Regions from separate parts of the Homo sapiens genome. Here all the other regions are linked to region 2. The links are chromatin loops, found by intact Hi-C in ENCODE. Cell type or tissue: heart left ventricle. All regions are shown on one strand. Each heading gives the region's core, and the rest is flanking DNA. Links, peaks and the distances in the headings are about the cores only. Region 1 overlaps HIPK2 (homeodomain interacting protein kinase 2). Region 2 overlaps HIPK2 (homeodomain interacting protein kinase 2). Region 3 overlaps HIPK2 (homeodomain interacting protein kinase 2).

Region 1 (10,053 bases), core at 3,412-8,411, 84 kb before region 2:
TGATCGTTATATGACTCGAGGGTAAGTTACAAATATCATGGTGCTTTATTCCGGCACCATCCAGAATGGTAGCTACTAGCCACAAGTAGCTATTTAAATTAAAACTAAACAAAACTTTACATTCAGTTCCTCAGTCACACCAGCCACATTTTCAAGGGCTGCATAGACACATGTGTGGCTGCATCAGACAATAGAGACTACAGAACCTCTTCAGCAGCACACAGAGCTCCTCTGGACAGCTCCGCGTTACCCCCGATGCTTCAGCGTGTGTTTCCCAAGAATAGGGCGCTCTCATACATGGTACAGAGATCAACTGAAGAGAATGTAACACTGATACAATATTTTTATCTGAGCCACTGTTTACATTCCAGTTTTGTCAGTTGACCCGGTGGAGTTCTCATTCCTTTTAGAATGGAGGTCTTGGGTCTTGTTTGTGAGCCCAGATCTGCTGGTCTGTACTCAGGGAACATGTATAAAACAGGACTGCTAAGTCTTGAATTGAGCCTGTGCCTTTCCTATGCCCTTTCTTTCCATAAACTCGAATCCTTTCTCTAACTCATGTGCAGATGGATCGGGTCTGGGCCCTGGAGCCCAGGTTGAATTTCCTTAGCTCAGAATTGTTTTAATGCTTTTGTCACTGGTTGAATAACTCAAGGTGCAGCTTCCTCCTGTGCTGACATTTGGTCTGTGAGCAGGTGTGGCTCTGCTCTTAAATCAGCAGAAAAGATTTCCTGTGAGTAAAAGGAAATTGGCCTTCCCAGCAACCGCACTGTTTTTCTTTTTTCTAATCACTTTCCCCAAATTTTAGCTTGCAACTAAGAAAAGGCTCATTTTGTTCTTTGTTTCTTATTTTATGGCTTAGTCGTGACCCTGTAGCTCTGAATCACTTCATGCGGCCCAGGACCAATGGGGCACTGGGGAGCTTCCGGCCCCAAACTCCTGGTGTAGCAGAGGCCGGATGTGCAGGGCCCTTGGCAGCTCATTTTCCTGCAGTCCAGGAGAAAGGTGGGCTTCTAGCGATTTTCAGCCATGGTTTGGGTGAAAAGCTGGGGTAATGAGCAAATTGCAGTGATTTTTATTCTTTCACTAACTGGTGTTAGAGCTTATCCTCCAGGGGATTTCTGGTGACTTAATGGGATTTCATGGCATGAGTAGGTATGGAAAACAGATTCCTGGGTCACTGACTTCACTTCCATAGACATTCCCCATCCCTTAATAATTCTTAGGATTTTGTGGGTGTAAAAGCTGGGAAACAAGAAATCAACGGGCTTATTATTCTTGTATCCTTTCCTATATTTCAAGTTGCCCCTTAGAATGTATCCTCATACGTCCTCCCACCTTTTTGTTTGGATTCAGCAAGTCTTAGAAGAGAAGAATCTTTAGCAAGGTAAGACCTCGGTAGGAATACTATATGAGCCATGTAGTTTGAGCCAGGATGGAAAAGGGAAATGAATTCATGCAGAGAGAGTGGAAATGGAGCTGATAGCTTCATTTTCTGCTTAACTAAAACGGAATGAAAAGGGCTTGGCTGGCAAGGTCAGGACCACAAGGCGAGCTGCTGAGAGCCGTATGGTGCAAGATGGCAACAGAGTTTCTACCCCTTGACCACCTTTTGAGAACTGACAGGGAAGACTCTTAGCGCTGGGCCTGTGTGGCTTGTTTGGAGGAGTAAATTGAGTATACTTGATGCTAGTGAAAGAACCAGAGAGCTTCCCTGCATCCAGCCGTTGGAAGGAAAACATACATTCGGACATTCTCTGTTAATATCTTATGCGTAACATGAGGCACCCTAGTTGGGTAAATGGCTTTGATTGGCCTTTGTGGTTCCGCAAGGGTTGCTGTGTTTTGTAGGATTGTAGTTCCTGTTGTACTCCATAGCTCCAGCGTAGGCATTAAGTTTTTATGTTATTCGATAGCATCCTCCCAGCTTCAACAAAGGGTATTGGCCCAGGACAGTAACTCCTAGGAGTGCCTGAGAGCTGATTTTGTTTCAGGTCAGCTCTGGCCTTGGAGATGCCCTCCCTGGGAATCAGGGCAGAGCAGAGGGCATCTGTGCCAGGAGGGTGTGCTCTCCGCGTCCTGCTGTGGGAGTTCCCTCAGGGAAGCACCTTGGCCACCCTGACACTGGTGTGTGCGAGCCCCTTCTGGAAACAGAGTTGCAGTGCCCTGGTGAATGCTTCTTCAGGGCATTGGCCCCTCTGTCTACCAGGTCATGCCTTCCTCTGCCACTTGAAGTCAGCAAGGACGCCAAAGGGGACCAGCCTTCCCTTCATTCTCCTGTCACCTGATCCTGTGGCTTCCACATTATCGTGGTTCCTTTCCTACCTGTCAGTGCCAGGGTCTTTGGGTCATCCCTCTAGTTTGTTGTCTGCACCTTCCCTGCAGGTTCCTATCGCCTCTCAGATGCGCCTTCATGGTGGGTGCCAAGCCCCTGGCCACATGCTTTCATTTCCCACTCAGAAGTGGTACCATTCCTCCCTCCCCTCTCAGCCACCTCCTGTGACTCCTCAACAGAACAAAATCGAAACTAGGCACCAAAGACCTGCCACGCTGACTCCAGCCTTTCCAGACCCTTTTGTCACTCACTGCAATGCAGAGCCCTCAACCACAGGCATGGTTTTATTCTTCCTGATGTTCCCTTAGATGGGTTTGGTCCTGTTTTATCTTATTTTCATATTGTGCTTTGTATTGTATCTGCACACTATCCCAGGTCCTGTAGGCAGTGGATGGCTTATGAATCTTAAATAAAAATGGGTCTCATCTGTCCCTGGAACCCAGTGCTCACTGGCCTCTGTGTTTCAGCTCACCCCTGGCTTCGCCTTGGGGTGCACTCTCGTGTGTAAAGGGGTCGCTGACTCTGAGAGCACTCCATCCACTCTCTGAAGCCTGCACCGTTCAATGGGCAACAGTTGCGACTTCCTTCTGTGGTCAGTTATCTCTTCTCCCCTTGGCCCATCTCGTCCTGTTGACCTGAAAAACAGGTAGCCCTTTCTTTCACAATGCCAGTGGTCACCTGCCACTCTTGGGGTGGTGCTTGGACATCGTAGGTGCTCAGCAGATATTCCTGGATGCTGCTCACTCTGTCCTCTACAGTCCTCAGCCTAGCAGATTTGGAAATTTGACTCCATAAATTTAAGGATTATTGGGTTCTAAAAGACTGGTTCATACTAACTAATTCTATAAAAGGCTGATGGATCAATCTGAATCATTTAAAGAGAGATAATCCTAGCATCCAGAGAAGCTAGGCCTACATATCAAGGTATTTTCTCCTTGGTCAGAAGGTCCTCTCTGGAATCCCAGTAAGAGATGAGAAAGTTGCTTATTTAGCACAGAATTTAAGCAAAAGGCTTAAGTCGTCATGTACTTCTAAATGTATTTATAAATCATGAAAACATTCTCTGCTCATGGGATACTTCTCTTAAAGAACCTGCATGGGATATCTAGAATCAAATATTCCCTTCCCCCCTCGACAGTGAAAAACCTATGACTTACTTCTAGACTTCACTAAGATTAGTGTCAATTATCTTTGTAACATCATCTCTCTTTATTTAGGTATGACATATCATAGTTATACCAAGTTGGTAGATATTCTCATTAATTACATTTTACGTCATTTTGGAGTCACAAATCATACGGCTTGTCAAATCCTGGTTTTGTAATTTTTGAGGGTTCCTTCATTTAGGATCTGCAGATCTCTATTTATAAATTAGTACAGCATAACACTCCTATGAGGGAAATGATAAATGTGTGTGCCTTGATTCTAGAAATCACAATCTAAAACACCATACAAGTTAGGAGTCCACAGTAGTGTGTATTTGGCCATTAATGAATCAGTGGTCCCCTGGGTGTGTGAGCCATGCTATTTTTAAAACCATTGCTGACTTCAGTGATAAAGAGAGTACAGAATGTGCCTTCCCAGGCTTGTGAGCTTACCATGAATAATACCCATGGTTATCATGATGTCAGAACTTAAATATTCTTTACCAAGAGCACAACCGTGGCGTCATGGAGCATGGGAATGCATTTAGGGGGCAGGGTGTGGAAAGTCCATTTTTCCCAGAGAAAACATCAGCCCAGGGTAAAAGCTGATTCTCCCATGGGGGCACTTAGGCCTGTATGCAGCAGTGCCAGACTCCTGTAGGGCATCTTCCAATTTTAGTCACCAGAGAGTGATTTGCGTCAAAGTTTGCAAACCAAACCAGAGCATTTGTCACTGAAGATCCCGTGCCTTCCACTTGTTCAGAAAAGTTATTAGGTGGGGGATTAGTACGTGCACACTTGAAATCACTAACACTGGTGGTGATGAGAGTAGTTTCATCATTTGACACATTGATCTCCTGAAGCATTCTCCTGGGGAATGGAAGTGATGCTAAAACATGGAAGAAAGGGACTGAACTATTTCGGAATTTTAACGTTGTCTTTAAAAACGTGTGCTCTGGTTTTGCTAGGTGAGCATGCTGTGCCTCACAATAGAATTACACTAAACCACGTTAATTGTGACTCATTAGGGATGGCAGCATTAACGAATATTCCAGCACTGGTTAGGATGGCCTAAGTTGTACAGCAGTAACAAACAACAGAGGTTTGCTTCACACTTGCGCCACATCTTGGGTCAGCTGGGGTCTCTGCTCTTTGTTACCCTCTTTCACTGACCAGGCAAAGGAGCTGCTCCTCCCCAGACCATGGTTGGTTACCGTAATATAAGGGAAAGAGGAGTCACACACTGGCCGGAAAGGCTTTTGCCTGAGAATGCTACTTCTTGCGTACTTCTTATTGTCCAAGGTGGATCATTTGGCCAAGACTAATTCTAAGTTACATGGCTTAGCTTACCTGAATTACAGCACAGCTTTTCAAAGTAATGGGTGCAAGACAACGTATTAGGATACAGAAGAAAATTTGAATATGTATATTTTATCTCACTTTATCCTTTAAATTTTTCTATATTTGTGTTTTTGGTTAACAATACTGTATTGGAAAGTAAAACATAGATTATTTTTAATTATAAAAATCACATATATCAGGAGTGTTCTCTTTTCCCCTGATTAAGTGCTTAATCAAAAAAGTTGAGATCATTGTTTATACAGTAGATACAAATCTGCAATAAGCATATTGTACATAGAAACTGGGTCTCAGTTATGACCAAGGATAGTGCTTTTGGTTAAAATGTTACATGGAAAAGAGATGCAGAAGCTTTGAAAGTAAATTCTATTCTGTGTTAGCTAGGCCTCTGGGAGCTAGCTGACCACCCTCCCCTCAGTTTTCACTAAACGCTTGTTTAGGACTGTATTAGTCCATTCTTGCATTGCTATAAAGAAATACCTGAGTCTGGGTAATTTATAAAGAAAAGAGGTTTAATTGGCTTCTGGTTCTGCAGGCTGTACAAGAAGCATGATGCTAGCATCTGCTCAGTTTCTGGGGAGGCCTCAGGAAACTTACAGTCATGGTGGAAGGTGAAGGAGGAGCCAGCCTTTCACATGGCCAGAGCAGGAGCAAGAGAGAGTGAGGGGGGAGGTGCCACACACTTTTAAGCCACCAGATCTCACAAGAAAACTCACTCCCGTTGCAAGGACAGTACCAAGATGAATGGTGCTAAACCATTCTTGAGAAACCACCCGCATGATCCAGTCACCTCCCACCAGGCCCCACCTCCAACACTGGGGATTACAATTTAAGATTTGGGTGGGGACACTGATCCAAACCATATCAGGGACTCACTATTTTATACACACACACACACACACACACACATATATATATAATATGTTATATATATTATATGTTATATAATGTCATATATAATATATGTTATATATAGTTATATATATATATGTTCATTTACTCCTCACAAGGACCCTATGAAATATGATTACTGTCTCCACTTTAGAGATGAGGGGATTGAGGCAGAAAGGGGTTAAGTAACTTGCTGAGATCACAGAGCTAGAAAGGGCAGCACTGGCATCTGACCTAGTTGTTGAGAATGCAGAAACAATCTGAAAATTAGCTCTTGGAATACAGACCCCTATGAAGATAGGGATGGCCTACATCACCAAATGCCATCCTGTCTGTTTTAAAGCAAGACATAGGAGAGCTATCAGACATCTTAGATGTACGTGGGGAAGGCGCCCCGCTACAAGAACCAGTATTATCTGAGTGGGCACCTCCTCCCAGCACTGGGTGTAAGTGGCTCCGTGCCATGGAGTTGTTGGGTAATAACGCCAGGACTGGCTTGATGACAGTGACTCACAGTAGAAAAATGTCCTTGCAACAGACCAAAGAACCCACTTTAATTTGCACAGCTTAGAATGGGCCACTGGTTGCCCTGCCAAGGGATCCCTGTACCAGCTGATTTTCATATCCACAAACACACACACAAAAGCACCTATTTAAATATTGCAAATAATACCACATTGCATTTTTATTATGCTTTATAGTTTACAAAGCACATTACAATGCTACTTTATTATTCTTAGTGTGCTCCAATATAATTTCACTTGCCTTCTCTTTTCTCACCTTTTTCTCATCTTTAGTTTCTTTTTCCTTTTCCTCTCAGCATCCGTGCCAACTTTCCCCACACTCCAGCTTTCTTCCTTTCGTTTCTTCCTGCTCTTCCCTCTCCCTGCGAGTTGTGGAGGTGGTACCTTTCCCGAAGTGATCCCTAATTGAGTTTAGTCAGGTGTCAGTTAAAGGCAACTGAGGGGAATGAAACAATTCTCCAAGGAACAAAACAGTTGTAACATGGAGCTCCTGTTGTAAATAGCAGTTGCTATTTAAATCAAGTAAGAAGGATGGATTATTGTGCTTTAAGAAGGGGATGAAATGAATCCTGTATTTAAAGAGAGCCTGGGGGAAAGGGTTATCTGCATCTCACATCCCCGGCATCACTGTGTCTGCAAAACATCTTTCACAAAGTTTTCTTTGCAGTTAGAGAACAGCCTGTGAGAGAAATGCTCAAAGAAATACATAAACATGAGTACAAGGGGTGTGCAAACAGGTGTTGCACTGAGCGCAGAACCCATTTGGCGGCCCTTTGTCCTGGTTCCTTTGTATAACTCAGCAAGAAGTTGAGGTTTAGAAAAGGCAGGTTTGAGGAAGTGCCGTCTGTGGCCTCTTAACTGTGGACGTCACTGATGAGAACAGATCGAACTTTAGATGCCTTCCTTAGAAATTTTGTTGTTTTGAAGTCAAACCTCAATCACAATGAACAAATATATTTGCATAAGGAGAGGAGGTGTATAGTGCCCTGGCAGGAATTAAGACTAAAACGTGGGAGTAAAGCTGTAGATGCTTCTGTTGCTTTTTAACCAAGAGGCCACAGACACAGGCCGGGAGGCTGAGAGGGCAACCTGCCATTTGGCCAGCGTCACTTTGCGATTGTTATAAATACTTTATCATAGCTTGAGTACAGACATGCCTTTTCAATGAAATACATCCTGACTTATTTTGCAGAGGGTACTAGTTTCATAGGGTGACTGTAACAAATTAACACAAACTATTAATAGGTGGCCTAAAACAACAGAAATGTCTTCTCTCACAGTTTTGGAGGAGTTGGCAGGGCCACGTTCCCTCGAAGACTCCAGGTAAATCCCCTTCTTGCCTTCTCTCGGCTTCTGATGGCTCCCAACAATGCTGGGCATCCCTTGGGTTACAGCTGCATTGCTCCAGTCTCTGCCTCTGTCGATGTGTGGCCCGCACTCTGTGTGTATGTCTGTGTCTCCTCTTACAAGGACACCAGTCATATGGGATTACGGCTCACCTTAATGAATTTATTGTAACTTGATTACCTCTGAAAAGACCCCATTTCCAAAAAAGATCACATTCACAGGTACTGGGGGTTAGGACTTAACATATCTTTTGGGAGGACACATAGTAATAGAATCTACACAGTTTTTAGTTTAAATGAAAATTAGGGCCAGGTGCGATGGCTCATGCCTATAATCCTAGCACTTTGGGAAGCCAAGGCAGGTGGATCACCAGAGGTCAGGAGTTTGAGACCAGCCTGGCCAACATGGTGAAACCCCATCTCTACTAAAAATACAAAAATTAGCCGGGCATGTTGGCTCATGCCTGTAATCCCCACTACTCGGGAGGCTGAGGCAGGAGAATTGCTTGAACCTGGGAGGTGGAGGTTGCAGTGAGCCGAGATCTCACCACTGCACTCCAGCCTGGGCGACAGAGTGAGACTTTGTCTCCAAAAAAAAAAAAAGAGAGAAAAAATTGCAGTGACATGGTAACAAGAACACCAAAATGGGAAAGAATAGAGTAGATTTCCAGTTCTGATTCTGTGTGCCACAAACATTTCTGAAGTAGAACCTGAGGTAGCTCAAAAAGGCACCTCAGCTGTGGACTGGGCCGGAAATGGGTGTTTGGCTAGTAAAACGCATCATTTTACTTTACCAACATAGTACCAGACATTTAAGGCTAACAAATTCACTCTTGCTCAGAAGAGAAAAAGCCTACCAGATTTTTAGTCTTGATTTAGACTTTACCAAACATTTCTAAAGGATAGGAAAAGTCCATCTGAGGCTTACCTTCCGTTGCCAGGCACACACCTGGCCTCCTCAGTATCTGCTGCAGGTCTGGTTTACTTGTCTCTTGAGGTGGTCAGTGAGGATTTTGAACCAGTAGTGAATGGAGGGACATTGGTATGTCATGTTAGGAAGTGGCTGAAAAATTCAGGGAAGGTGCTTTCTTTCGTAAAGGTTTGTGATTCAAACACCTGAAAACTGGTACTGCTGAAACTTTAACCGTCCTTATTTAGAACATTTCAGGGACAAGGTAAGCAGCCTTCTAGATCTTTGAAAAAATGTGGATTTAAATGGAATTCCTCTGGGTTGAAACCAGAAGTACAGCTGATTTTGTTTTCATAGTTTGTGGGTGTTTGCCTTTTTCATCCCACCACGTTTATTTAAAAGGTTGTCTTCTTGAGATCCTCCATTGGAAAGAAAATGCAGTGTTGAAAAACAGAACAATGTGGATGGCAGGTGAGAGAGGGCACACGAGGAAGAACCAAGCCGGGGCTCCTCCTCGATGCTGAGGGGCATGAAGAGGGGTGGCCTGAACTTGGCCGCCCACTGCCAGCCACTCTTGAGGTGGCTTTTGGGGCCTACTTAGGTTCTGCCTCAGACACACACAGAATCAAAACTGGAAACCTAGTTTTTGTGTTATTAATAAGCCACTCCCAATTCTCTCTCTCTCTCTCTCTCTCTCTCTCTCTCTCTCTCTCTCTCTCTCTCTCTCTCTCTCAGAGACAGGGTCTACTCTGTCACCCAGGCTGGAATGCAGTGTTGCAATCACAGCTTGCTGCAACCTCTACCTCCCAGCTTCAAGTGATCCTCCCACCTCAGCCTCCCGAATAGCTGGGACTATGGGTGTGCACCACCACACCTGGCTAATTTTTTTTGTTTTTTGTAGAGACAGGATTTCACCATGTTGCCCAGGTTGGTCTTGAACTTCTGGGCTCAAGCAGTCCACCCATCGCGGCCTCCCAAAGCATTGGAATTACAGGTGTGAGCCACTGAACCTGGCTCCAATTCTCTTTTATACCAAAGTGACTACAGTTGCTCCTCAGTAGATTGAGAGATACATTCCTATATGGCCTTTTTCAGAAGCGTTGTAACATCAACTCATGCAGAGCTTAATTTAAAGTAGATAGTATGCTTTTACTTGTTTCCAGCTATGATATTAGACTAATTGAAATGAACTTATAGGTCCTTTAAGGTAAGATATAGAGAAAGCACAAAGTGAAATGTCTTATCTCCAAGAAGGGAAAACCGAAGAGACTTCTTTTGGAATATGGTAATTATTTAACCTGAGAAAATTATACTTTAGTAAAATGCTTTTGGTTTCCTTAAAACTATTGTTATGGGTTGAATTGTGTTTCCCCCCTGCCAAATTCATATCTTAAATTCCTAACCTTCCATATCTCAGAATGTGACTTTATTTGGAGGTAGGGACTTTATAGAAGGAATCAGGTTAAAGTGAGGTCATCAGGGTGGGCCCTAACCCAATACAACTGATGTCCTTATTAAAAGGGAAATTTGGACACAGATACAC
Region 2 (10,053 bases), core at 3,286-8,285:
TCGCAGGAATCCCTTCAACAGCTTTTATTTAACTTATTAATAGCTTTTCTCTTGATTTAAACTGTTCCCAAAAATAAATATTGGGTAGGTGATCCAAGGAGTAGTTTGAGAGTTGATATTACCAGGAATATCGTAATGAACAGGCCTCTTCTTAAGCACTCAGAATTTGGCTGGACTCGTGAGCGTCCATGTTGCGCTTTGTCCTTCCCATCTGAGTTTTGTTATCTTGCTACTGACTGCAACCCCGCCATGGAGACAGCACTCAGAGTTTTCACAGGGGCTTGGTGAAGCCTCAAGCCCATAACAGACCACCATAAGGACTCCATGCTCCCTAAATGCATTAAACAGTTCCAAAGATGTGTTTTTTGCTTTGGGGTTTTTTGGGGGTTTTTTGTTTGTTTGTTTTTGAGATAGGGCCTTGCTCTGTCGTCCAGGGTGGAGTGCAGTGGCGTGATCATGACTCACTTTGGCTTGAACCTCTCAGACTCAAGCAGTACTCCTGCCTCACCCTCCAGAGTAGCTGCGACTATAGGTGTGCACCACCACACCTGGCTAATGTTTTGATTTTTTTTTGTAGACAAAGTCTCGCTGTGTTGCCCAGGCTGGTCTCAAATTCCTGGGCCCAAGCGATCCTTTTGCCTCAGCTTCCCAAAATGCTGGGATTACAGGCATGAGCCACTGTGCCTAACCTCAAATATGTGTTTTTAATGATGTTTAAGAGCCTCACTTGTATAGCAGCAGCTTTTATGTGTATCTCATGCTGTTAAACCTATAGGAACAGGGGCCTGGCAGCCCCTGTGTCATTGAGGCTCTGTTTTGCTGCTTTATCATTCAATAAGCTGGGCTGCACATACACAAACCTGTCTCTGTAGTAAAGAAACAGTTTTGGCTGGGCACAGTGGCTCACGCCTATAATCCTAGCACTTTGGGAGGCCGAGGCAGGCAGATCACTTGAGGTCAGGAGTTTGAGACCAGCCTGGCAAAGATGGTGAAACCTCGTCTCTACTAAAAATACAAAAATTAGCCGGGCGTGGTGGCAGGCACCTTTAACCCCAGCTACTCAGGAGGCTGAGGCAGGAGAATCGCTTGAACCTGGGAGGTGGAGGTTGCAGTGAGCCGAGATCATGCCACTGCACTCCAGCCTGGGCGACAGAGCGAGACTCCATCTCAAAAAAAAAACAACAACAGTCTCGAGGAGGCCAGAGGAGCATGTTTTGTTCCCCCCACCTTTGGAAAGAAAAAAACATTGTACAAGTGGAAAATCTTCACTAATGCAACATAAAACTTGGCGATTTTCATCACACCAGGTCAGGTAATCCCAGGCTGTGCTTCTTGAGGCAGTGGAAGCTGATTTCCTTTGCTCACTTATCACCTGTGCCTCTCAATGGCATGTCTGTAACAGGAGGCAGAGGCCTCCTTCCCGAGGTCCATGGGTCAGAGTTTTACCATACGAGATGGCGGTGTGGGAGGTGTGATTTGTCCCATAAGATCTCTAAATCCCACCACCCATTCTGTAACAGTTGATAGTCCTCAGCACTGCATTTTCCAGTTACTCATGTTTACAGACAAATGTCTCTTTGTCTGTAGTTGCTCTCTGAAGAAATCAAAGAGCAGCTGTTGTCCTGCCTCAGCACCATGGCATAGGAGGTCCAGAGTTAGCATCGAGGATGACAGTGACGCTGTTTCTGCTCTGGTATCACTTGCCCCTTGCTCCTACTGCCCTAGCCCTTGTGTCACTTCCTTGTTCTCCTGAACAGTTTTTTTTTTTTTTTTTTTTTTTGAGACAGAGTCTTGCTCTGTCACCCAGGCTGGAGTAGCAGTGGCGTGATCTCGGCTCACTGCAACCTCAGCCTCCCAGGTGCAAGCCATTCTTGTGCCTCAGCCTCCTGAGTAGCTGGGATTACAGGCCCCCACCACCACACCCATCTAATTTTTGTATTTTTAGTAGAGGTGGGGTTTTACCATGTTGGCCAGGTCTCAAACTCCTGACCTCAAATGATCCACCCACCCCGGCCTCCCAAAGTGCTGGGATTACAGGCGTGAGCCACCGTGCCGGCCCTGAACAGTCTTCTTTGTGTTTTCCTGCCTCTGTACCTTCGTTAATGATGTTTTCTTACCTGCAGTGCCCTCTCCCTTCTCTCAACTCTGAAGTCGGTGGTACCTAACGATTCTATTTAAATTCTGCCTCCTTGAATTCTCTCCTGTTCTTCCCAGCCTGGAGTGGAGTCCGCTGAGGTCTACTAGAGTTCAAGTTCCATGAGAACAGAGACTGTCTTTTTTTGTTCACTCTCTAATTAGTGCCCAGCACATAATGGATGCTCAATACATGTTTATTGAATGAGAGAGATTGCTCCCTCTAAACGTAGCTGGCATCTGACATTCATGATTTCTGTCTGTATTCCTTTTTCCATACGTGTACACGAGATGATAAGCTTCTTGAGAACAGCAACCATGACTTGGTATCACCCTCTAGCAGAGTCTTGAACATGCTGGGAGCTCAATAAATATCAGTGATTGAACTTACTACATAATCACTCAATAATCCAATCATGTCCCCGAGCTCAGGGGAAGGGGGAGGCAGACAGAATGCCTTCCTCCTGCTGTCTTATACAAAGCCACTCGTGAGCAGCGTCTTATGCAAACACAAGGCCCCATTCTCCCCCAGCCCAGCACTTGCCCACCTAGGAAGGATATTCTCAAGAACATGAGGCTGTTGACATCACATTCCTTTTCCAAAAATGTGCAAAGGACTACAGAATTGTTCAAGAAGCAGTGATCCAGTGCTTGGCTAGTTAATTCCTGAGTAAGCCACTCTGAAAACTGATTATAATCCTGTTTCAAATGGAGAATTGGGAGAAGGCCAATAAAGGGTATATTATTGTATCTTGTAGGAGGGAAGAATCCGGCAGATATTCACTGAGTTATGGCGCCAGAGCCTTCCTCTCTAATGTTATTGTAAATAATTGTTAGAGTAGAAAGCCAGATCAGCAAAGTGAGACTCCAGCATTGCAGTTCCTCTCCACGGAGGTCTTATATAACGAAGACCTCCATAAACAAACATTGCAGAAACATAACATCGGATCTCTCCTCTTAAAGTTCACACTGTGTAATGTAAAGTGGAATAATCATTTTACATTCCTTGTAAGTTCTAAGAAGTCCCTTCTGGGGCAGCTGTTTGCTAAACCTTTTTTGTTTGTTTGTTTGTTTAATAAAAGAAAACAAATTGTGTACCTCTCCACAGTGCCCCCGCTATAGAGCTAAAAGCAGTGATTTCATGTAAGTGTTTCATTTGTCCCCCTCCAGCTCGCCTCTCTCCTAGGAGTCACGAACTCAAGTGCCTCCAGGGCCAGGTAGGTGGTCAGTGAGCTGGTAATGACTAAGGTCTGCATCTGGTGACACACACGTGCAGAGGGCAGCCTTATCCAGCCCCAGGTCATTGTGACCACGAACTGACAAGTGGCCCAGAGTTGCCAGAGCTTTTGATTTTCAGCAGGAAATCCAAACTTTTAGGAATATCACCTGAGTTCTAAATGTTAATAGCTAGTTGAAAAAATTTAATATCTATGCAGGCCAAAGAGTGTCTGTCTCTGTGCCGGGTTCATCCTGTGGAATAGCAGCTTGCAAACTTCATGCCATCCGTTCAGTCTTGCCTGCATTTGGGTGCTTGGAAGTCCTCCTCAGGCTGTGTTTTCCTTGTGCCTCCTACCTTTTTAGAAAGTGCTTCATTGGTTCCCATCAGGGCAGGGCAGGGGCTGGATGGAGGACCTAGTGATGTGTTGGGTATCAGGGGGTGCTGACCTAAGGCTTGTTGGAAACACAAATCCAGAGCTTCTCTGCGTGCTCCCTCCCCTCTTAGAGACGCCCAATCAGTATCTGTCACTGCATAACGAAGTACCTCAAAATTCCGTGGCTGACACAATAAACATTATCTCACCGTTGCTGTGCTCCAGGAATTTGGGAGCAACATGACAGGACGATTCCCACTCCAGTTCTGTCATGAGGTGGCGGTGAGCTCTTAGCCCAGGCTGCAGTCACCCAAGGGCGTGACTGGGGCTGGAGGGTGTTCTTCCCAGGTGGGTCACCCTTGTGGCTGGCAAGCCAGAGCTGGCTGTTGGCCAGAGGCCTGGGTTCCATCCACGTGGATCTCTCCACAGGGCCATTGAGGGTCCTCTTCCAGAGTAAGTGATTCAAGGCAGAGCAAAAGCAGAAGCCACATGCCTTTTACAGCCTAGTCTCAGAAGCCACACATTGTCATTTCTGCGCTGTCTTATTGGTTACACAGGTTTGCCCTGCTCAGTGTGAGAGGAGACCACACCAGGGTGTTGACTTCCAGGAGAACTGGGTCCTCAGGGGCCATCTTAAGGGCTGGCTGTCACAGCTGTGATCACAACCCTCAGTCGGTCCCTTATGAACAAATGGTCCAACCCTGAGAATAGTTTAAAAAAAAAAAAAACCCGAAGGGAATAAAATATATGTCATAGTGATTTGCACCTAATATTCAGCCCACTTACTATTGTGTTCCCCAGATCAGCCTCAGAAATTAAATATCCTTTTTTTTTTTTTTTTTTTTGAGATGGAGTCTTGCTCTGTCGCCCAGGCTGGAGTGCAGTGGCACAATCTTGGCTCACTGCAACCTCTGCCTCCTGGGTTCAAGCGATTCTCTTGCCTCAGCTTCCTAAGTAGCTGAGATTACAGGTTCATGCTACCACACCCAGCTAATTTTTGTATTTTTAGTAGAGATGGAGTTTCACCATGTTGGCCAGGCTGGTCTTGATCTCCTGACCTCAGGTGATCTGCCTGCCTTGGCATCCCAAAGTGCTAGGATTACAGGCGTGAGCCACCATGCCTGGCCTAAATATCCTATTTTTATATCCCATCTTAGAACTGTCTTCCCTGAATGTATCTAAAGTCACTTTTTAAAAATATTTTTTAAAATCCTACCCATACCACCTCTTCAAGCGATAGACTGAGGTGTACCAAACAGAAGAACCCTTGCTTTTCAAGGGAACCCTTTCGCTTGCTGCTTACCCCTGTCTGCTTCCAGGGGTATTCCTAGGTCTCTCAGTTGCTCGAGCAACTAAACCTAACCAACTTCTCTACTAAACCTAACGTTTTGTAAAGATTTGAAAGGAAAATCACTCTGAACAAAGAGTAGTCCCTGCTTTGGTATACCAGTAGCACCTGTGAAGACAGGTGGCCCCAGAAGTTTTCTGGGACCCTCTGAATTGGTAGGAGAGGGGCACCAGTTAATCAGAGGCACAGACAGGGAGGAGCAGGGTTGCTCCTGTTCCTGCAGCAGTATCCATTTCTGGGACCCACTTTCCAAACCACCCCCCCGAATTCTAACAGCAGGAGACACACACACACACATACCCTCAGGCTCTACATCACCTCTGCCTCCTTCAAGACCACCCTTAATATTCATTTTAACCAGATTTTGCCTGAATAAAAACGTGAAGGGGAAGAAAAGGTGCCCCAGTGTGTTTTCCCCTAGGAAAATCCCTACTGGTAACTAGTCTTATTTGCTCAATAAACAAAATCTTAGGCTGGGAACTGAAGGTCAGCACAAGCAGCATCTGCGGGTGTGCACCGGGGCTCTGGGGCCCTGTAACATTTGCGCGTGTACCTGGGGGAAGGGGTGCTGCATCGGCCCGCCCCCCGCAGCCACCCGCCGCAGCAGTGGTCACCGAGTCAGGGTGTGGGGAGGTGGAAATGAAATGCATAATTCATAGGCCGCTGTGGTGTCCAGTCTGTGGGAGGGGTGGTAATTACAGAACTGAGAAATGAGGCTGCAGCGGGCAAGTCACCTCTAGGTTAGAGGCTGCTATGATAGATGGCCTGCATTGTTCTCTTTCTGACCTTTTTCTGAACTTCCCCTTAGAAGAACAGAGGAAATATGGTGCTGCCTTTTCCCATATTGTTTTTGAATAATACCTTCAGACGCCAGCTTTTAGAGTTTCTGTTCTTCCGTTTGGGGTTTTGCTTCCCCCTCCACCCGCCCAATGCCTTGCTTCTTTCCATAGAAAAATCGAATCACTAATGACTTTATCCTAGTATTAATGGTAAATACAGACTACACAAATATTTGTCCACACTGAACACAATACATACGGGGAAAGGAAAAAAAAAACCCGCAGCACCCTCTCCCTCCTTCTGCTCCGCCCTCCACTGCCAAGCAAGACAATCCCAAGAGCCGTCCTCCGTCCTCCGTAATGATGCAGACGGGGCTGATGAGAAGGGTGGGGGGCGTTGCTCGGTAGGAAGTGATGGAACCTAAGCTCTGGCTTGCAGAATAGAATCGTTTTAACCGGACGTGAAGGTGCAAGCAGGAATGATGCTCACTCCCATGTAAGCTATTGATGCTATCCCGGGGGGATAAAGTAACAAGGCTGGGGACTGTGTGCCGTATTCCCTTCATCAGCCTTTCCACTGTGTAACCCGAAAGCCGCAACGTCGTTTCCCTCCACGCTTCTCTCTGCCGCTAGTGATTTCCTGGTCTGAACTGTGACTCCCTAGTGATGGCCTGTAACTTTGGGTTCTGTGATCATCTGAAGTCTATCAACCTCTATATAGTCAGGGAAACCCAGAAGAGGGAAGAGGGAAGATTTCTGTTTGATTTTCACACAAGCAAGACTTACTAAAGAGTTAGGCAGAATTGTTCACTTAGCCTTCAATTCAAAATTGAATCTCAGGTTGAAACTTTGGGGTATGTGGGGTTGTTTTGTTTTTTGAAAAATGTACCCCTTTTGAGGCCAAATGAAAAGGAACTAGACAGTTCTGTGTCAGAGCCTTTCAGACTGGGGGTGGAATTTGGTTAGCTCCATTTAGCGGGTTAATGTTGATTGAACTCCTGCTGTGTGCATCACCACCCTGAGCTGTGTGGCAGCTGAGCACTTCCCTGGGAAGCAAATATAGGTTCTGTCTCCTCAAGGAACTTTTGATCTCTTGGGGGAATCCAGGACAAGCCTAAATACAACCATACAAAGACCTACTTACACAGCTGACACTACAGAGACAGGCCTGCCAGGCAGGCCCTCGCTGATTTCCAGTGATGCCACAAAACTTTTCTTCCTTGGCAAAAAAGAAACTAAGCTGTTCATACCAATGATCACTGTCATTCTTTCAAACATCTCACAGGTTTTTTTATGGGTTTAATTGCTTATGGGTTTTTTTTAATTGAATTTTCAAAATCTCCCTAGCTGCCTCCTCCCTATCTCCACTTATTCTCTCTTCTTCTTCAGGTAGGTAAATAGTATCTCCTTTATCACCTGCTTTTCACCCACTATTCCTCAGCATATATATAGATATCTAGATAGATAGATATAGATAGATGATAGATAGATACAAACTCCCTATGTCAAGCTTCTCCTATTAAAAAGTGGAGCTTTATAGGTTTCTATTCACATTTCACCATTGAAATCCTTATTATCAGAGAAGAACTAAAAGAGCCACTTATTTCCTTAAAAGTAAATAAACAGTAAGAAATCCCAGTTTTCACTTCTTCTTCACACAATCAGCTACTCAGTTCAGCAAACATCTGTGTATTGGGTATTTACTGTTCTTAGCACAGTGCTTGGCGGTAGGAAAGAAGATAATGAAACCACAGCTTCTTCCAGCTCATGAGTGTGAACAATGACACCCAATGTCTGCAGACACCGACCCTCTCACCCCAGTAGACAAGGCTGTACGCTGGGTGCTGTGAGGTGTACAGAGATCAGTCATGCACAGGCCATGGCCTCGGGATGCTTCCAGTCTAGGAGCTGATTATAGATGATTCTTATTTAAAAAAAAAAAAAAAAACTATCAGTGCAAGGATGAGTGAAAGAGCTGAATTGGCAGTAGAGACATAGTTAGCGTTGTAGGAATAGAGCACAGGAGGGAGCCTCAGTCAGCAGGGAGTGCTAGAGCAGGTAAGGTTTGAGTAGAAAGCTTCAAAGGCTTTCCATGAGAGCCAGGCCAGACATGCTTTCCACAGGGCCACTGACAGAGGTGCGGAGGGGAAGCCTGGGTGTGCTCAGGGAGAGTCTGGGACCACCAAGAGTCTCAGGTGCTGCCTCACCGCCCCTCACTCTTTCTTCTCTGACTTCCCTCAAGAGTCCCTCCCTCCCTTCCTCCTGCCTTCCTTTCTTCCCTTCTCCACCCAAAGCCCCAGCTGATGTGTGACAGCTCCCTGATTCCATAAGCTGGTTAGCTCAGTTGGCTGGAGTAGTGTTTGGGGCTCACGAGAACAAAATGAGCATTCTCATCTCTTTTGCTGAATGTTGCTCCGTTCCAAAGGCACTGTAGGAGAGTCCCTGTTCTTGGACTACAAAGAGGCCCCATTGTTAGGATAAGAAAACTGGTTAATGAGAAGATGGAGCAGTGGTATCCTCATCTGAAAACTTTCTTTTCTTTCTTTCCTTTTTTTTTTTTTTTTTTTTAAGACAAGGTCTTACTCTGTCACCCAGGCTGGAGTGCAGTGGCGTGATCACAGCTCACTGCAGCCTCGACTTCCCAGGCTTATGCCATCCTCTTACCTCAGCCTCCTGAGTAGCTGGGACTACAGGTGTGTACAACCACTCCTGGCTAATTTTTTAAAAAATTTTTTGTAGGGACGGAGTCTTACTATGTTGCCCAGGCTACTCTTGAACTCCTGGCCTCAAGTGATCCTCCCGCCTTGGCTTCCCAAAGTGCTGGCAGTGCATGGGTGAGCCACCGCACCAGCCTTAAGGGAACCGTTTGTTCCCTTACCCAGTGGGTCGCGTCCCTCTGTCTCCATGGAAGTTGAAGGTTCAGGTGGCTTTCCGAGCCTGTGTCTGTTGCACTTCAGCGCCCCCTAGTGGGAGGTGTAAAGAGCCAGCTTAGTATTTCCTCTGTGACCCAAACACAAGAAGGCAAACTTTGGTTTGGTTTGGTTTGGTTTGTTCTTTTTCAGCTCCTTTAAGAAAAGTTGAGTGTTGGAAGGTTTCCCCTGAGTAAGCTGCCCTTGGCTGGAGACCTGGAGTTTATGCCCATTTTGTTTGGCAAGATCTTCTTGTTCCTAACTCCTGCTGGAATAACCAACCAGTCACCGTGAGAGCTCGCTCTTGTCCGGACCACAGCAGGTCCTAACCAGGAGTGCTGTGAGCAGACGGGCCATGGCCACATTTACTCTGTGGATGCTCCCTGCTCTAAAATTGGGTAAAAAACATACCCTCAGTGAGTCCTGTTTTGCTGGTTTGATGGCGTGCACGTCTCCAGAGAGCAAGGCCAGCCTCATCCACCTGGCTCCCCTCACCGCACTCACACCTGCCTGCTTAGAGTCAGGCCGCATCCTGTACTTACAGGATCAGAGCCTACTCCATCGGCCAGGAGTAGTGGCTTTATTTGGAAAGTTGCTTAGGTAGGGTATTAGTGGGTTTCGGCCCTGCTTTCTCAGTAGTTTTCCACCTAACACACAGTGCAGTGGGGGAGACCTCCTCAGACGATACCTGTTTTATTGGAATATCCCTTAGGCTGCAATGGAAATTCACTCTCTAACTTGTGTTTGACATTTTTACTGAGTGGGTTCCTTTTCATAGCTCAAGTTTCTGGCTTCTGTTCTCTTAATTGGTATGTCTCCGGCTGGTGACACTGAATGTATCTCCCTTTCAAAGAAGGAGCAAGTTTCTGTCTTTTATCCCAGACTGTCAGCCATAAAGACTGACTGTGACTTAGCTCCACAAGCCACATGATCAGATGGTGCTGTAAGGAAAGAAAATACCCCAAAGATGAGCCTTGTCTATGGCACAGTCACTCATCTGAGAGTTGGGGATTCGGGGCTTCTCCAGTGGAGGCACTGGGAACCTTGGAAAGGAAAGCATCGTGTTTCTTCTGCCTGTTGTTGGTTCATTCATTCATCCAGCAAACACTTATTGAGGCCTCACCATGAACCAGTCGAAGCTAAATGTTGAAGCAATGAGAAGTTTTGCATTTAAATCAGTAAAGTTGCACATAAGTGATGTTACTTTCTTAGTATGCATCCATCTAGAGTAGAGGGTGAACCTTGAATTAATGTGTTAGTGTGGAAGAGACCAGCCTTTTCCCCAGCCTCAC
Region 3 (10,053 bases), core at 3,460-8,459, 51 kb before region 2:
CGCATGCCCAGTTTCTTGTCATCTTTCATGCAGGAACTTTCACTGCTGCCTAAGTCCTGGGCCACAGCATCTAGCATCTCTGAACCCTGAATCACAGGGGCCGCCCGCTTCCGCCTCTTGGGGAACGTACACATCTCACCAAAAACACTTATTCCCATCTCGTCTTTCCACCTGTGTGAAGTTTATATTTAAGGCCTGCAGACAGCTGATTCAGCTTCGAACAGATCAGTTCCCTGAAATCAGCCAACATCTGTCTTGTCCCATTATACCTTCGCAGAAAATGAGAAGCGACTTCCCCAGCATAAAGAAGGGGCCAAATGCAGCAAGACCTGGCTGAGTCACCTTGAGGATAGAAAGACAGCATCATCCCCGGGGCCTCGTAACCTCCAACCTGCTTTTCTGTTTTTGAGGCTCTGTGGACATGCTGCTCACGTTCCTTGTAACTTTGTCTTCGTACGTAAGAGCTGCATGAACAAAGCCTTCCTGGAGAGAGTAAGGCCAATCGTCAGCTGCTCAACCCGTGCCTGGCACATAGTGAGCACTCAGGAAATGTTAGCTGCTCTTTTTTTTTTTTTTTTTTACTAATCTTTTCATCCTTGTTATTATTTGTATTATCATTACTATCATCTGGCAGACAGAGCTGGATTTGAATTCCAGATCTGCTACTTTACAGCTGTGTGACTCCAGGCAGGTTCCCAAACCTTTCTGAGGCTTATTGTTCTTTTTTCTTAAAAGAGAAAACTTCCTCACACCTGTAATCCCAGCACTTTGGGAGGCCGAGGCGGGCGGATCACGAGGTCAGGAGATCCAGACCATCCTGGCTAACATGGTGAAACACCGTCTCTACTAAAAATACCAAAAAATCAGCTGGGCGTGTTGGTGGGTGCCTGTAGTCCCAGCTACTCAGGAGGCTGAGGCAGGAGAATGGCATGAACCCAGGAGGCGGAGCTTGCAGTGAGCCGAGATTGCGCCACTGCACTCCAGCCTGGGCGACATAGCGAGACTCCGTCTCAAAAAAAAAAAAGGGGGAAACTACTAGCAGTTGGTAGTAGTTTTCCCTTTTAAGAGAAGATGAGGTTGGTAGGGACTGAATGAGATAGCCGCATGCGTGTAACTCGCCCTCTGCCATGCCTGGCACACAGCAGCTCTGTCACGAATAAGCACCATGCTTTCCCCAGCCTCCCCACCCAGATCCATGCTTCTGTGACAGCATGCATTTTCCTTGGCCTGGTGTCATCATTCATGATTTGTAAGCTGGGCATCCCCAGTATTCCCAATCATTTCTTTTTCATCTTACAGGCGCCTGGAGGCCCAGCATCGTATATCAGACTCACTAGGTCCCAAAGGAACAAGGGCCTGGATGTTGGGAGTGTGGTTAGTTGGTTTCCTCTGGCACCAGGAAGGGACAGGGCCCAGCATTTGGGGAGAGAGGAGACACCTCTTCCTGAGTCCAGAGGGAGGAGGACAGATCTTGGTTGCTTGGGGAGGAAGGTGGGGGTATACTTCCTGACTTGAGAGCTGCACCTCCAGGCTGCTGCTTCTGGCCCAGGAGCAACGCTAGAGTCCTGTAGTCCGACGGTGGAGTGCAGGGGCCTCCGAGGAGAGTGGTGGGACGGGGCGCTGGAGGCCTTGGGGGTTAAACTGCCTTTGACACCTGCTGGTACCTCCTGCAGCCACGTGTATCACCACTGACATCACTAGGGTCAAAAAGCCAAGGCTGGAGTGATGCCAAAGAGCCTGTTTAAGACTCCCCTGAAGACAGAGCACGTCTGTGTGTATGGGGTGTGTGTTGGGTGTGTTTATGTATGGTAGGCATGTGTATGGTTTGTATGTGTTCACATGGGGTATGTATATGTTGCTGTGTGTATGGGGTGTGGGGGTGTGTTGGGGTGTGTGTGTGTGTTGGGTGTAGTGTGGGCACATGTAGCATGTGTTGGGTGTGTGTGTGGTATGTGTTGGGGGTGTGTATGTTGGGTATAGTGTGGGTGTGGAGGGGGTGCATGTGTTGGGTGTGGTGTGTGTGGTGTGTTGGGTGTGTATGTTGGGTATAGTGTGTGTGGTGGGGTATGTATGTTGGGTATAGTGTGGGTGTGGAGGGGGTGTATGTGTTGGGTGTGGTGTGTGTTGGGTGTGTATGTTGGGTATAGTGTGGGTGTGGAGGGGTGCATGTGTTGGGTGTAGTGTGTGTTGGGTGTGGTGTGTGTGTTGGGTGTGTATGTTGGATATAGTGTGGGTGTGGAGGGGGTGTATGTGTTGGGTATGGTGTGTGTGTGTGGTGTGTGTGTGGTGTGTGTTGGGTGTGTATGTTGGGTATAGCGGGTGTGGAGGGGGTGCATGTGTTGGGTGTGTGTGTGTTGGGTGTGTATGTTGGATATAGTGTGGGTGTGGAGGGGGTATATGTTGGGTGTGGTGTGTGTTGGGTGTGGTTGTGTGTGTGGTGTGTGTTGGGGGTGTGTATGTTGGATATAGTGTGGGTGTGGAGGGGTTGTATGTGTTGGGTGTAGTATGTGTTGCGTGTGTGTGTGTGTGGTGGTGTTGGGTGTGTAGGTTGGGTATAGTGTGGGTGTGGGGGAGGTGTATGTGTTGGGTGTAGTGTGTGGGGTGTGGGGTGTGTGTGTGGTGTGTGTTGGGTGTAGTGTGTGGGTGTGTGTGTGTGTGGTGTGTGTCGGGTGTGTATGTTGGATATAGTGTGGGTGTGGAGGGGTGTATGTGTTGGGTGTGGTATGTGTTGGTTACATGTGCTGCTGTGTGTGTATCCAGTGGCAGCAGGTAGACTGGTGCATGGTGTTCTCTGTATTTAGAGCTCCTTCCTCGTCCTAATTCTCATGACTGGGGAAGTGTCATCCCCAGTCACAGCCTTATATATGTGGACGTTTGCCATAAAATTTATTTGGCCAGAACATGAGGGACAAACTGTTGGTGCCACTTCTTTGTCATCCTCTGACCTCCATGAAGGATTTCTCGTCCTCCTCTTTTTGTAAATTAGAACTTACATTGGCAAATAAAATGCACTAAGTACGAACCCCCAGAATATAAATAGATCTGGCACCAAGAGAGCCAGATGATGTCCGCACTTGTGAAAGTCAAACATTCACCCTGAGCAGCAGCGGGAGGTTTTAGGATGATGTGGCTGTTCTGTATTCTCAGTGTGGTGGTGGTCACACAAATCTATACATGGGCTAAAATTCATAGAACTTTCCGTTTTTAAAATATTTTCAAAATGATTTTAAATCTATTTACCCCTAATGACCTCTAGGGAAATTGTTGATAATATTAAACCCATAAGCCGTACCATGCCTAATTTTTCTTCCTGTTTTTGTTTTGTTGTGCTGTGTTTGGGTAAAAAAGATATGTTTGTTCATCCTGTCACAGGATGGCCAGGAGGGTAACCAGTCATTTCTGGAAACGGCCGGACAGGGGAACCTACGAAAACAACTCTGGGGCGTAAACAGCTGCTGATGGAGGAAGCATTGATAGCATGCAGTTTCTTTAGTTTATGTGCTGTTTTGTGTATGTGGCTCATCAACTTGTCCTCCAAAAGTTAAGGACTGACCACTAGAAACAGAGAAGTGACAAACTATTATGGCTGAAATAGCAGGACTTTGCAAGTCCAGAGAGAAGATGAAGGCTGAGTGGGGTTGTTGATCCAGCCTCCGTGTGCCCAGGGGTCCTCTGTGTGCCCAGGAGTCCTCCCCTTGCTTCTGACATGATTATTTACGCCCATGGCCTGCATGCCCATGCATGAGACATCATGGTTTTCCCTGTAATCGTTATCTCAAAACCAGCTTTCCCCTGTGGCAACCCTCCCTCCTGAGGGCATTTTCAAGCTTACTACAGAGAAGCAGCTGGCTTTGCAGGAAAGGTCTCCCCCCAGCCCCCAGGGAGAGAACTTCCTTTGTCCTGGATGTAATGGGGTACGTATCCTCATTCTAAGTGCTGGGCCTCGGCGAGGGTCCCTGTGCCTGGAGTGGTCCCAGCAGCTCGACCCGGGATATGCACCCCCGTGACTGGGCTGTGGCCCAAGGCCACATGCTGGGCTCAGAGCCAGGATGCTTCCCTGTCTCCACAGGGGCATTTGCTTATTTTTTTGGAGGAAATAAGAGGGTCGACAGCCTGTAAATGTCCTTCCACAGTGTCCTCTGCAGCTCAGAGCAGCCAGTGTAAGATGTGGGTTTTCAGGGCCACTCCTGGCAGCAAGAGGCCCCAATATTTGCAGAACTGAGCTTACGATCAGGCTGCCCAGCCTCTCCCGCCGCTGTCTCGTGCCCCGGCCTGCGCTGCTGGAGTCTGGAGCAGCACTGGGAGGGACTGCCCTTCCTTGCTCTCAAAAGACACCTCCTAAAGCGTGTTCTTCTTTCTCTGCTCCTCGTGTGCTCCCTGCTTGGCTCCCACGTCCAGATCCCTAACCTGGGATTAGAAGCTCTGGGATTCGAAGTCCTACTGGGTAGCCCCAGCCTGCCCCTCTGCCACTCTCTCCCGATGTGGCCTCTGCAGCAGCCTGACCTGCTCACCGTCCGTTCCAGTCTGCACGGTGCCTTTGGCATAAGGTGCCTTCCCTGCCTTCCCCCGCCTCCAGGCCTCCAAACCCAGTTCTGCCCCATTCCCCTTGTGAAACTCAAGTGCTACCTTTGCCATAACCAAAAGAGATTTATCCCTCCTCTAAATAATTTGCGTTTAGTATAATCCATCTTCTTATTCATTTATCCATTTGATCCCCAAAGAAATGATATATTTCTTAGGCCCTGGGTCTGGCTCTTAAACCCGGGGAGAGAACCAAGGCTGATTGTATCCACTGGTTGTACGGTGAACACGAATGGCCTGCCACCCTTGGCTTAGACTAGGGTAATGAGACAGAGAGACGTAGGTCTCAGCGTCCCGCCAGCTATGTGAGTTGGGCTAAGTCTCACCACCTCTCCGACATGACTTTGCCACAGCTCACTGGATGAGAGCCGACGTTCTAGGTGAGGGCTTTGGGAACAGGAAAGGTCTTGGTAAGTTTTAAGCCTCATGTCTAGCCTCACAGCCTCTTCACGTCCTGCAGTTAGCCGAGACTATAAATACATTACTATTTCTCACCGTGGCCTCTCTGTCCCTGGCTTTTCCCTGTTCTTCTCCTCCCGCTATCTGTTTGTGTTTCTAAGGTTCTCAGACTAATCCAGGTGGACACGTTGGAAGTAGATAGGGAATCTCCAGACACCACCCGACTTAGACACTGGGCACAAAGAGGAGAAATTCCAGCCTCTGGAGTGATGCCGGTTCACTGCTTTACCTTCCTCCATCGGGGCTGCCCTTGCAAGAAACGCATTCACGTGGCTCCCCACAGGACGCCATGCAGGTCCCAGTTAGTTTGGTGCTGGCGCTGACAGAAACAGAAAGATTGAAGATAGATTTTCTCTGAGAAATGTGCTATTTTTAAATTTTTCCGAACTGTTTCTCTTTCTATTGCATGTCAAGGTTTGTATAGAAAGGTCTGTCTTTTCTTTCTTCTCAGTGCTTGGCTTCGTAAAGTTTATTCTGCAAGTGATTTTGAATACCTACTATGTGCATGGCTCTGCAGAAGGAGGAGGCCGCTCTGGGTTTGAGGAATGTGCTGGGGCTTCTTTGGAGAGAGACCATCTCTTCTGGGCACACCCCGTTTGAGTGAGAGCATAGGAACAGGAAGGCCTCAGAAAAATGAGCCGCAGTGCTGCCTGCGAGACTCAGTCCCACATGGACCAAGAGGGGAATTCTGCTGAGAAAGCCTCACGAGAGAAATGAACTGAGGAGAGGAAATATCATTTATAGATTGACCAGAGTGGGAGGGTTAACTGTAAACGTGCAGATTTCAGAAAATACAGCGTGGATGTACACAAAGGAAATACCCATTTAAGAAGTTGGGTGCATGGCTCTCTATTTGAACTAAACATAAGAGTTTGTATTGAAGCAGGTCGTTGCTGATGATGGTGACTCACGTTTTCTGAGTATTTGCAGGAAAGGGCTTTTTGTGACCGTCATCATAGCTCTGAGGTAGCTCTTGCAGCCTTATTGTCCCCATCACGTAGGGCACTGTGTGGTCAGTGCGTGGCCTCAGGTCACCCACATGTTGGTGACCACTACAACGGTACAGCCTCTGTGTCCCACTCTGTCCAGATGATTCCTTGCAGAAAGCAGGCGTGTTGAGGGTCCCCAGGCTGTGGTGTGCACAGCAGGAAACCCCCAGCTCCTCTAGAAAGGCCTGGCCTCAGGCACCCTTGAAAACACGTCTGATTTCAGCAGTCTCACGTCAGCCCTCCCCTCCCCCCACCTCGCACAGGCAAGTGTCCTGCCCTCTAGAGAGCGCCACTGAGGATTTGTTTTCCTGTCCCATTGGGAACCTCATGCTTGGTTAGCACAGACGTCGTATATCTGCATCACTGCTCCATTCTGTCCGAGGCAATGATGATGCTGACACCACTGCACAGAGCAGCACTGCCCCTGCTCCAGAATTAATGATTCAGTGCCCCAGACAAAGGTGGCATAGTGTGCAGCCACAGGAAGCATGCATGTTTTCCAGGGTGTGCCTCCCGGGAGGGCACATCTGTGCATTCACTCCGCACACCCCTGGCGTGCGCAGATTGTGACCCAGTGCTGTGAGGGATTCAGACCTGGGGCAGCCTGGAATTGACCCTGAGAATGTCAATGGGAGGGATGCAGGTGACAGCCATGCCAGCTGGACAGCAGTCATCTCCTAAGATCACCAAAGGTGAAGGGTGAGGGGTTCTGCCATGGGAAAGGCCACCTTGTGCCTGGTGCAGAGGGACCTATGCCAGCTCCACCCTCCCCAGCTGCAGGCCCAGCCTTGCCTCCTGATAGCAGGGTGTACCTGAGGGGCTTACACTCTCCTGCTCCTTAGTGAGACTTCTCCTGGACAAAACGTAACTTCTTGCTGGGTTGGAGGCTGTGGATGGCAGGTACATGTGGCCTAAGCATGGTCCTCTTCCCCAGGTGATAAAGAGGAGGCGGGGAGGGAGCCTATACATATTCACATTATCCTCCTTTCCATCTAGCAAGCGAGACTCACCACACTTAAATACTTTCCATTTCGCCTGCACAGCGTGAGGATTGCTGAGTTTGTTTTGCCATAGAAATTGAATGTTTCTAATGAAACATGACAACATCGCCTTTCCTAGCAAGTAGGAAGGGAGATCTTTTTCAGGAGATGTACTCCCTGCGGCCCTGGGGAAATGAGATACTGCCCCAGGCTGGTGGGAGAGATGGCGGGTGCCACTCTCCAGTATCTCTGTCTCACGGTTCTTGCTGCCCAAGCTACTGTGCGTCGGCAGCCGGCTGGGCCGCCCTCAGTCAAGCAGGTTGTTCGGATCGTGGCAGCTGTGGTGCTGTGTGCTCTGCGTGGGTCGTCGTTTTTATTATTTATTATACCCGTCCTTCAAGGTCCTACTCAGGTTTCATTTCTCTATTCATCTTTCTTTGGGCACTCTGCTCTTCTCTGCTGTAACTTCTTGCTGCATGTAAAATCTGTGGTATAATATATGCCTCCTTGCATTTGATGGAACTTTTGAGGTTTGGAACTTTTGTTCTATAGCTGTGTCCTGGGTGTTAGTCCTGGTCAAGGAGCTAGACTGGAACCTTTCTGGGTGTCTGTGCTGGTGATTAACATATTCCCTGTACTTGATGGTGGCGGGGTGGGTGGTAAGGATTAGAGATTTCACAGGGCCTGTTGAAGGAAAGCTGTTATATAAATCGCCCAATCCTTTCATGAGCTACAAAGGTCAGTGTTAATGAAAATCATTTCAGGATTTTTGTTTCATAAATTATGTTTAAAATAACTTTTTCAGGAACGCTCTTACATCGCTGGTACGAATGTAAAATGGCACAGCCACTGTAGAAAACAGTTTGGCAGTTCGTCAAAAACGTAAGCATAGAATTGCCATATGATTGCTGCAATTCCATTCCTAGGTATACACCCAAAAGAAGTGCAAACAAGGACTCGAACAAATACTTGTACATGCATGTTCATAGCAACACTGTTTACAACAGCCAAATGGTGGAAGCAGCCCAAATGTCCATCAGTGGATGAACGTATATGCAAATGGTGGTATAGACATACAATGGAATATTATTTCGCCACGAAAAGGAAAAATGTACTGATAAATGCTACAACATGAACATACACCCAAAACATCATGCTAAGTGAAAGAAGGCATACACGTATCGTATGATACTCTTTATATGAAATACCCAGCATAGAAAAATCCATTAAGATGGCTAGGTGCAGTAGCTCATGCCTGTAACTCCAGCGCTTTGGGAGGCCAAGATGGACAGATCACTTGAGGCCAGGAGTTCAAGACCAGCCTGGCCAACATAACGAAACCTTGTCTCTACTTAAAAATACAAAAAACTAGCCAGGCGTGGTGGCGTGCACCTGTAATCCTCAGGAGGCTGAGGCATGAGAATCACTTGAGCCTAGGAGGCGGAGGCTGCAGTGAGCCAAGATCGTGCCAATGCACTCCAGTCTGGGCGACAGAGCGAGACTCCGTCTCAAAAAAAAAAAAAAAAAAAAAAAATTCCATTAAGACAGAATGCATATTGGTGGCTGGGAGGAGGGGATAATAGGATAAATTCTTAATAGATAAGGGATTTTACTTCCAAATGATGAAAATATTTTGGAACTAGATAGACGTGATGGTTTGTACAACGTTATGAGTGATGAATGTACTAAATGCCACTGAGTTGTTCACTTTAAAAAGACTAATTTTACGCATGTGATTCACCTCAATAAATTATTTTTTAAACAGAAAAGGGAAAAAAATTAATTTTCTGTTTAATTATTTTTTAAACAGAAAAAAAAAAACCTTTAGGCTAAGTAGGAATGGGATGAGATTTTTACCAGGAACTGAGATTCAGGCCCTTTTTGGTTTATTTGTACGTGGGACCTAGCATTGTTAGAGATGCCAGGTAGAATGAGAGTATCTTTGAGAGCTGTGTTTGTGTCGTCGCCATAGGAGCTGATTTTATAAATCCTGACAAAAGCAGATTTGCGAAGATGATTTATACTTTTCCGGCTGTAGGCTGAAACAGTAAGGTAAATATTTTGTTTTCTCCTTCACTCGGAGAGAAAAGGAGCAGCTTTACTGCAGCTCTCTCTGAGGCCCCTGGGCACCTGTGTGTAAGCAGAGCTCGGCGTTGCCCTGATGGAAGTGGTGGTGTTATCTGAAGAACAGGTGTAGTGTGCACAGCGAGGCAGGAGGTAAAGCCAGGCCAGCTGCCTCTGGGTGCTCTCTCTGTCTTACAAGAAGGACTGATCCCTGGCAGGGGGTCGGGGAGGAGGCGAAAGGGGGAGTATTTTGTCTATGATATTTCAATAATTCTAAAGTCTGTGGTATAGTTGGCTTTAGAGATGGTAAGCCTAAATAAAATTCCATTTCTGCAACTGACTACCCTCGTGTGTCCTTGGCAAGTTACTTAACTTTCTGCATCCCGGCTTCCTGACCCCTAAACTGGGGATCATAATGCTGTCTTATAGAAGTTTTAAGGATTAGATGAAATCCACACATGCAGTGCCTGGCCTGTGGGGATGCACAGAAACATTCATCTCTCTGAGGAAGCAATGCTCTGAAACGTGTCACCTCTGAGTGTTGACGCCAGGAAGATGTGAGTGTTCCTTTCAGCCTGTGTGACTCTTCCCCCTTTACTCTTTTCACCCCGCCCCCTTTACTTTTATGTCCATTTCTTTGTGCTGCCATTTAGAGGAAGTGAAAAGTATCTGGGTTTGGTTTTGTTTTATCATCAACTATCTTCCCTAATCAGAAAAGACTGCATTTTTCTTTTTCTACCTTTTTTTTTTTGAGGCAGGGTCTCATTCAGTCACCCTGGCTAAAGTATAGTGGTGCACTCGCAGCTCACTGCAACCTCAAACTCCTGACCTTAAGCCATCCCCCTCCCTCAGCCTCCCCAGTAGCTGGGGCTACAGGTGTGTGTCACTGTGCCTTTCTAGTTTTTAAAATTTTTTGTAGGGATTGGTGGCGGGGGGTCTCACTATGATGCCCAGACTTGTCTCAAACTCCTGGCCTCAAG

Evidence for each region. Hi-C counts contacts between places; a loop is a spot of excess contacts. Peaks named below come from ENCODE experiments on the same cell type or tissue, not always from the same donor. Only the 100,000 strongest peaks of a DNase experiment are listed, where the experiment ranks them.
Region 1: it touches region 2 in a loop (3-fold over the local background); 30 of 110 quality-filtered maps call a loop at or near these places.
Region 3: a loop joins it to region 2, with 2.1 times the contacts of the local background. A loop is called at or near these places in 16 of 110 quality-filtered maps.

Annotation. Positions count from the first base shown.
Region 1 is chr7:139,728,515-139,738,567 of GRCh38, reverse strand. The region is part of intron 1 of HIPK2 (homeodomain interacting protein kinase 2); the gene reads left to right. Among named protein-coding and RNA genes, the nearest start is that of HIPK2, 44 kb to the left of the region's middle. In heart left ventricle, for the core only: no CTCF peak of the experiment used is centred there; DNase peaks (open chromatin) are centred at 6,187 and 7,347; H3K4me3 peaks cover 761 bases; H3K27ac peaks cover 5,000 bases.
Region 2 is chr7:139,644,867-139,654,919 of GRCh38, reverse strand. All of the region lies in intron 2 of HIPK2 (homeodomain interacting protein kinase 2), which reads left to right. Among named protein-coding and RNA genes, the nearest start is that of CLEC2L, 130 kb to the right of the region's middle. RefSeq lists an enhancer at 5,305-5,574. In heart left ventricle, for the core only: no CTCF peak of the experiment used is centred there; DNase peaks (open chromatin) are centred at 4,079 and 5,673; H3K4me3 peaks cover 449 bases; H3K27ac peaks cover 4,635 bases.
Region 3 is chr7:139,696,354-139,706,406 of GRCh38, reverse strand. The region is part of intron 2 of HIPK2 (homeodomain interacting protein kinase 2); the gene reads left to right. Among named protein-coding and RNA genes, the nearest start is that of HIPK2, 77 kb to the left of the region's middle. In heart left ventricle, for the core only: a CTCF peak has its summit at 6,319; no DNase peak of the experiment used is centred there; H3K27ac peaks cover 1,861 bases.